2 separate regions of the Homo sapiens genome follow, and region 2 is linked to region 1. The links are chromatin loops, found by intact Hi-C in ENCODE. Cell type or tissue: PC-3. All regions are shown on one strand. Region 1 holds the start of DNAH14 (dynein axonemal heavy chain 14). Region 2 overlaps DNAH14 (dynein axonemal heavy chain 14).

Region 1 (2,500 bases):
TAAAAAAATAGATTACTAAAACCAATCAAGTTAAGATGAAATACTATAGATATACTTTATTCACTTTTATAGTAAGTTATACAAAAAAGAATAAGCCTATATAAGGTAAGGGAGTGGGAAATGTCAAGGATAACGCCAGTGATTTTTGGTTTAAGCAAATAGAATTGCTATTTACTGAGATAAGGAACACTGGATGTGAACTCAGGCGGCCCTTCATAGTCTGTCTTTTTTGTTGATCTTATTTTGTTTTAGACAGTCTATTGACTGATTTTTTTTAAGTTACGACTCTCAACTTTTTGGCCAATTTTATTCAAATGGAAATGATTATTGGCATATAAAAACATTATTTCCAAAATGTTTTTCCTTTTTAAAGTGACATATTTCCTTACCCCCAATACCTAAACCCTCTTACCAAACAGCGTCTCAAAGACTCAAATTCATACATAGATTTTACTGTAATATGCCGAATGGTTATATATTTAAACTTATTAAATATTGTAACAAAAATGGGAAGCTGATTTTTAAAATATTAAACACAGCCTTAGATGTAATAGGCCCCAACAAATCTCTACATTTTTTTTTCCTGTGGATCCCACCAAGAAATATGAAGTCACCCAGGTATTTTTTGTGCCTAGCTCAGTGCCTGGCACATAGTAAGTGCTCAATAAATATTGTAGTTGTTGCGTGAGTGAAATATAGAACATTAACTTACTAAATTTTTATAAGACCTTTAAAAAGAAATGGGGTATTTTAATATATATGTAATTATTTTTACCTTAGAATTGTATACCTCTTAGACCTGTTTTATTACATATATACGATCCTTCACTAGTAAGTGAGGCTTTTTAATGAAAATTCACGCCCACGAGTTGTGAAAATCTTAAGTGTAAGTCACCTCTTTCAGAGGTCTCAGAGCCACCTGTTCTGCAAAGGCACACATTTCTCCCGCCTTTAGGCCATACCTAGGTAGGCATGCAGGTGGTAGAAAGGTCAGACTAGAGTCTTTAACTTGGGCACCATATCTGATCTGCCTTTAGGGCACACTTTTGGGCCACACTCTGCACCCCCAACACCCCCCTTACCCCCAGCACCGTCGGTGTCACATCGGGGGCCGCCGCGTACCCGCGGTGGAATCTCGCAAGAGCCAGGGCCCCTCCTCACCTGCCCGGCACCCAGGATCCCTTGCGCCGCGTTCGGGACCCCACCCCCATTGTGGCCTCTTCGCCAGGGCGCAGGCGTGGCTCTTGGTCAGGCGGTTACGGCCAGGAGGCGTCGGAGCCTGGCGTGGTAGGGCTGTGCTGCGCGGTCCTTCCCATTCACCCTAGTCTGGCGCTCGCCGGCGTGGGCGGGCCGGACCTTCGCCGCTTCCAGGAAGGGCCACAACGGCCGTCGGACCACGGCGCGGCGGGTAAGGTCGTCAGCGTCTTCCTGTCAGCGGTCGGCAGAGCCTCGGCGGGCGGGCGGCGCGTGGGGCAGCCGGTGTCGCACTGGGAGGGCTGCGTGGGCGCGGAGGGCCTGGGCGCTCCCCACCCAGCTGCTGTGGGAGCGCCTCCGAGTCCCCGCGCGGAACCCTCACCAGGCAGATGCTGGCGCATCCACCAGGCGCCGGCGCCGCCACGCCGGTAGCCCCGACCGCAGGAGCTCTCAACGCGAGGTTCTTCTTAGTTGCTCTCCCTCAGGCAGGCCGCGTTCCCTTCTAGTCCTATATTTCTGAAGTTTTTTAAAATTTTCCATTTATAAACGAATAATGAGCTATTTGAAAAACCTTGCCATCACTTATTGTATAATATATACATATACACTCTCAACACAAATATATATGGATTATTATAAGTGATTTTGTATGTAGAGATATAACTTTTCTAAGAAGTTGATGAATTACATTAGGGACACTAATGGATATTTTACTTGCGTTTGTGGGATAGACTACGCTAGGAAATATATGTACATATACAGTCATGTGCCTCATAACAGCGGTAGTCCCATAAGATTATAATGGAGCTGAAAAATTCCTGTCGCCTAGTGATGTCATAGTCAAGGCATTATGTGTTTGTGGTGATGCTATTGTAAACTGTGCTGCCAGTCATAAAAGAGTAGCACATACAATTATGTACAGTACATAGTACTTGATAATAACAGATGAGTATGTTACTTGCTTATGTATTTACTATACCATACTTTTTTTTTTGAGACGGAGCCTCGCTCTGTCGCCCAGGCTGGAGTGCAGTGGCGCGACCTGGGCTCACTGCAAGCTCCGCCTCCCGGGTTCACGCCATTCTCCTGCCTCAGCCTCCGGAGTAGCTGGGACTACAGGCGTCCTCCACCATGCCCGGCTAATTTTTTTGTATTTTTAGTAGAGACGGGGCTTCACCGTGTTAGCCAGGATGATCTCGATTTCCTGACCTCATGATCTGCCCACCTCGGAGTCCCAAAGTGCTGGGATTACAGGCGTGAGCCACGGCGCCCGGCCTCTATACCATACTTTTAAACGATTATTTTA
Region 2 (2,500 bases), 410 kb after region 1:
TTCTTTTTCTTAATGCCAGTAAAGGTAAATTTACTAGTCACTTAAAACACAGTATTTATAGTAAGATCCATTTCTCATAAACACACACACACACACACACACACACACACACACACATTCTATTTATCAATCTATTCACTTACCCTTCTATCTGCACATATGTATAGAGAGAGATACTTTGGATGATGTTACCTATGTGTTAACACTGGAACTTTTGGGGCGGGGATGCCATGGGTCCCACCCCCACCCCTCACAGCCTGGGTCCACACTTGCCCTCTTGCCCCTCCTCTTGGCCGGCGCTCACAGGTGCTACTAGGTGGTAGCCCATTCCTTATCATCCAGAGCTGGAACCACATTCACCACGCTGCCTTGGACTTCCCGGAAGCAAGACAGATCTGCCTGTCTTGTATCAGTGCAATGTCTTGTATCAGTGCAGTGATGAATTTAAGCCGTTCCCACATTGTAGTTACAAACTTTTCCCCACCGGAAGGATGTAGGTCCCCACTGTTAGACATTTACCTTAATGTTGATATTTCTTCCCTAACAAATTGCTGCAAGTAACAGCACTTTGCTGAGACCTGTGGCCAAAACAAGAATAACTGTGATGGGGAGTTCCAGTATTGCCTCTTTAAGGTCTGCTAAGATGTGCAGAAAACACTGACTTGTTCAGCATGTTCTTAACCTTTGACAAAGAACTTACGTTTTTATGGCATACAACTGCCTTAGTTTGGGGAAATGATTAAGACCTTACGAGACTTTACATTTTGTTTAAAGCCTCAAACAAACAAAAACTTAAGTAGGGAAAGTAGTGGGGAGGGCATGCCTTTCCTCCTAGGATCCTCCTGAGTGTTGTTGCCTTAACGTGCCATTGTCTTGACCCAATTCCAAAAAGAGATATGTGTTAAATGGAGAATTTTTAAGAGAAATAAAGTCTGTAACTCAATTTTTGCAACCATGTTTACAAAAAAAAGAGCTTAATTATATTTTATATTAGAAATACAGGCAAATCCTCACTTAGAAGCATATTTTTTATTATGAAATTTTAAATACACATTTATGCCTAGAGGACCTGACTTTATTCCTTTTCAATGTTAATTATACCTAATAAACTGTTTCTTTATAACACATGAATAAATTGTGTTTCTAGTAATAAGGCTAATTACATGGACAAGGCTTCTGTATCTGTTTTTTTTGTAAGACTGGAGCCATCTGCTGGTAACTTCTTAGGGAGCAAAATATCTAAGTATTATATAATATACATAGAAGGTGACAATCAAGATTCAGAAGCACAGCCACTCCCATTTTATGAACCACTCTTATAACAAGTCATATTTTGCTATAACCTTCACCTGAATTGAACAAAAGATGGATTTGATGAGATAAGTGAAAAGGGGTTTAAGATAACACACATTAGGGCACTATATGCTTTTATTGTGCCTTTGCTGTTTATTCTCTACCATTTGTTCCTTGTAGTAGAGTCTGGGGTATTTTTTAAAGACTGTGATCTTTGAGTAATAGTGGTTTTAGTAAAAATTGTTCTTGAAAAAAACTAAATTAAGAGATGCCTTGATTATATACATAATTTTTCCTCCTCCTTTCTAGGATTTGGTAAAACTGGGCTTTTTTTTTTTTTTAACTTTTAAGTTCAAGGCTACAAGTGCAGGTTTGTTACATAGGTAAACTTGTGTCATGGGGGTTTGTTGTACAGATTATGTCATCACTCAGGTATTAAGCCCAGTACCCATTAGTTATTTTCCTGATTCTCTCCCTTCTCCTACTCACTACCCTCTAATCGGTTCCTGTATCTGTTGTTCCCCTCTATGTGTCCATGTGTTCTCATCATTTAGTTCCCACTTATAAATGAAAATATGCAGTGTTTAGTTTTGTGTTTCTGTGTTAGTTTGCTAAGGATAATGGCCTCCAGCTCAGTCCATGTCCCTGCAAAGGACATGATCTTGTTCTTTTTTATGACTGCATCGTATTCCATGGTGTGTATGTACCACATTTTCTTCATCCAGTCTATCATTGATGGGCATTTAGGTTGATTACATGCCTTAGCTATTGTGAATAGTGAAAACTAGCCATTCTTTTATTTATTTATTTATTTATTTATTTATTTATTTATTTATTGAGACAGTGTTTCACTCCATTGCCACACTAGAGTGCAGTGGCACAATCTCAGCTCACTGCAACCTCCACCTCCCAGGTTCAAGTGATTCTCCTGCCTCAGCCTCCCAAGTAGCTGGGACTACAGGTGTGCACCATCACACCCAGCTAATTTTTGTATTTTTAGTAAAGAAGGGTTTTCACCATGTTGGCCAGGATGGTCTCGATCTCTTGACCTCATGATCCGCCTGCCTGGGCCTCCCAAAGTGCTGAGATTACAGGTGTGAGCCACCACACCTGGCCAGAAACTAGCCATTCTTGTTGCCTCTTGTTTTCTCTTTGGTTGATTGCCCAAACTCGGTGGGAAATGGTGTGGTAGGGTGAGTACTGTGAG

What was found. A loop is a pair of places that touch in the nucleus more often than their neighbours do. Peaks named below come from ENCODE experiments on the same cell type or tissue, not always from the same donor. Only the 100,000 strongest peaks of a DNase experiment are listed, where the experiment ranks them.
Region 2: a loop joins it to region 1, with 18 times the contacts of the local background. A loop is called at or near these places in 1 of 110 quality-filtered maps.

What each region holds. Positions count from the first base shown.
Region 1 is chr1:224,928,428-224,930,927 of GRCh38, forward strand. It overlaps DNAH14 (dynein axonemal heavy chain 14), which reads left to right and starts at 1,248. Exons shown (of 86, transcript NM_001367479.1): 1 at 1,248-1,408. It overlaps LOC105373109 (a long non-coding RNA gene), which reads right to left and starts at 1,144. Exons shown (of 3, transcript XR_949207.2): 1 at 1,083-1,144. RefSeq lists a silencer at 1,483-1,582. In PC-3, no CTCF peak of the experiment used is centred here; DNase peaks (open chromatin) are centred at 1,264 and 2,024; H3K4me3 peaks cover 2,060 bases; H3K27ac peaks cover 1,002 bases.
Region 2 is chr1:225,342,604-225,345,103 of GRCh38, forward strand. The region is part of intron 69 of DNAH14 (dynein axonemal heavy chain 14); the gene reads left to right. Among named protein-coding and RNA genes, the nearest start is that of LBR, 84 kb to the right of the region's middle. In PC-3, a CTCF peak has its summit at 1,205 (motif pointing left); a DNase peak (open chromatin) is centred at 1,218.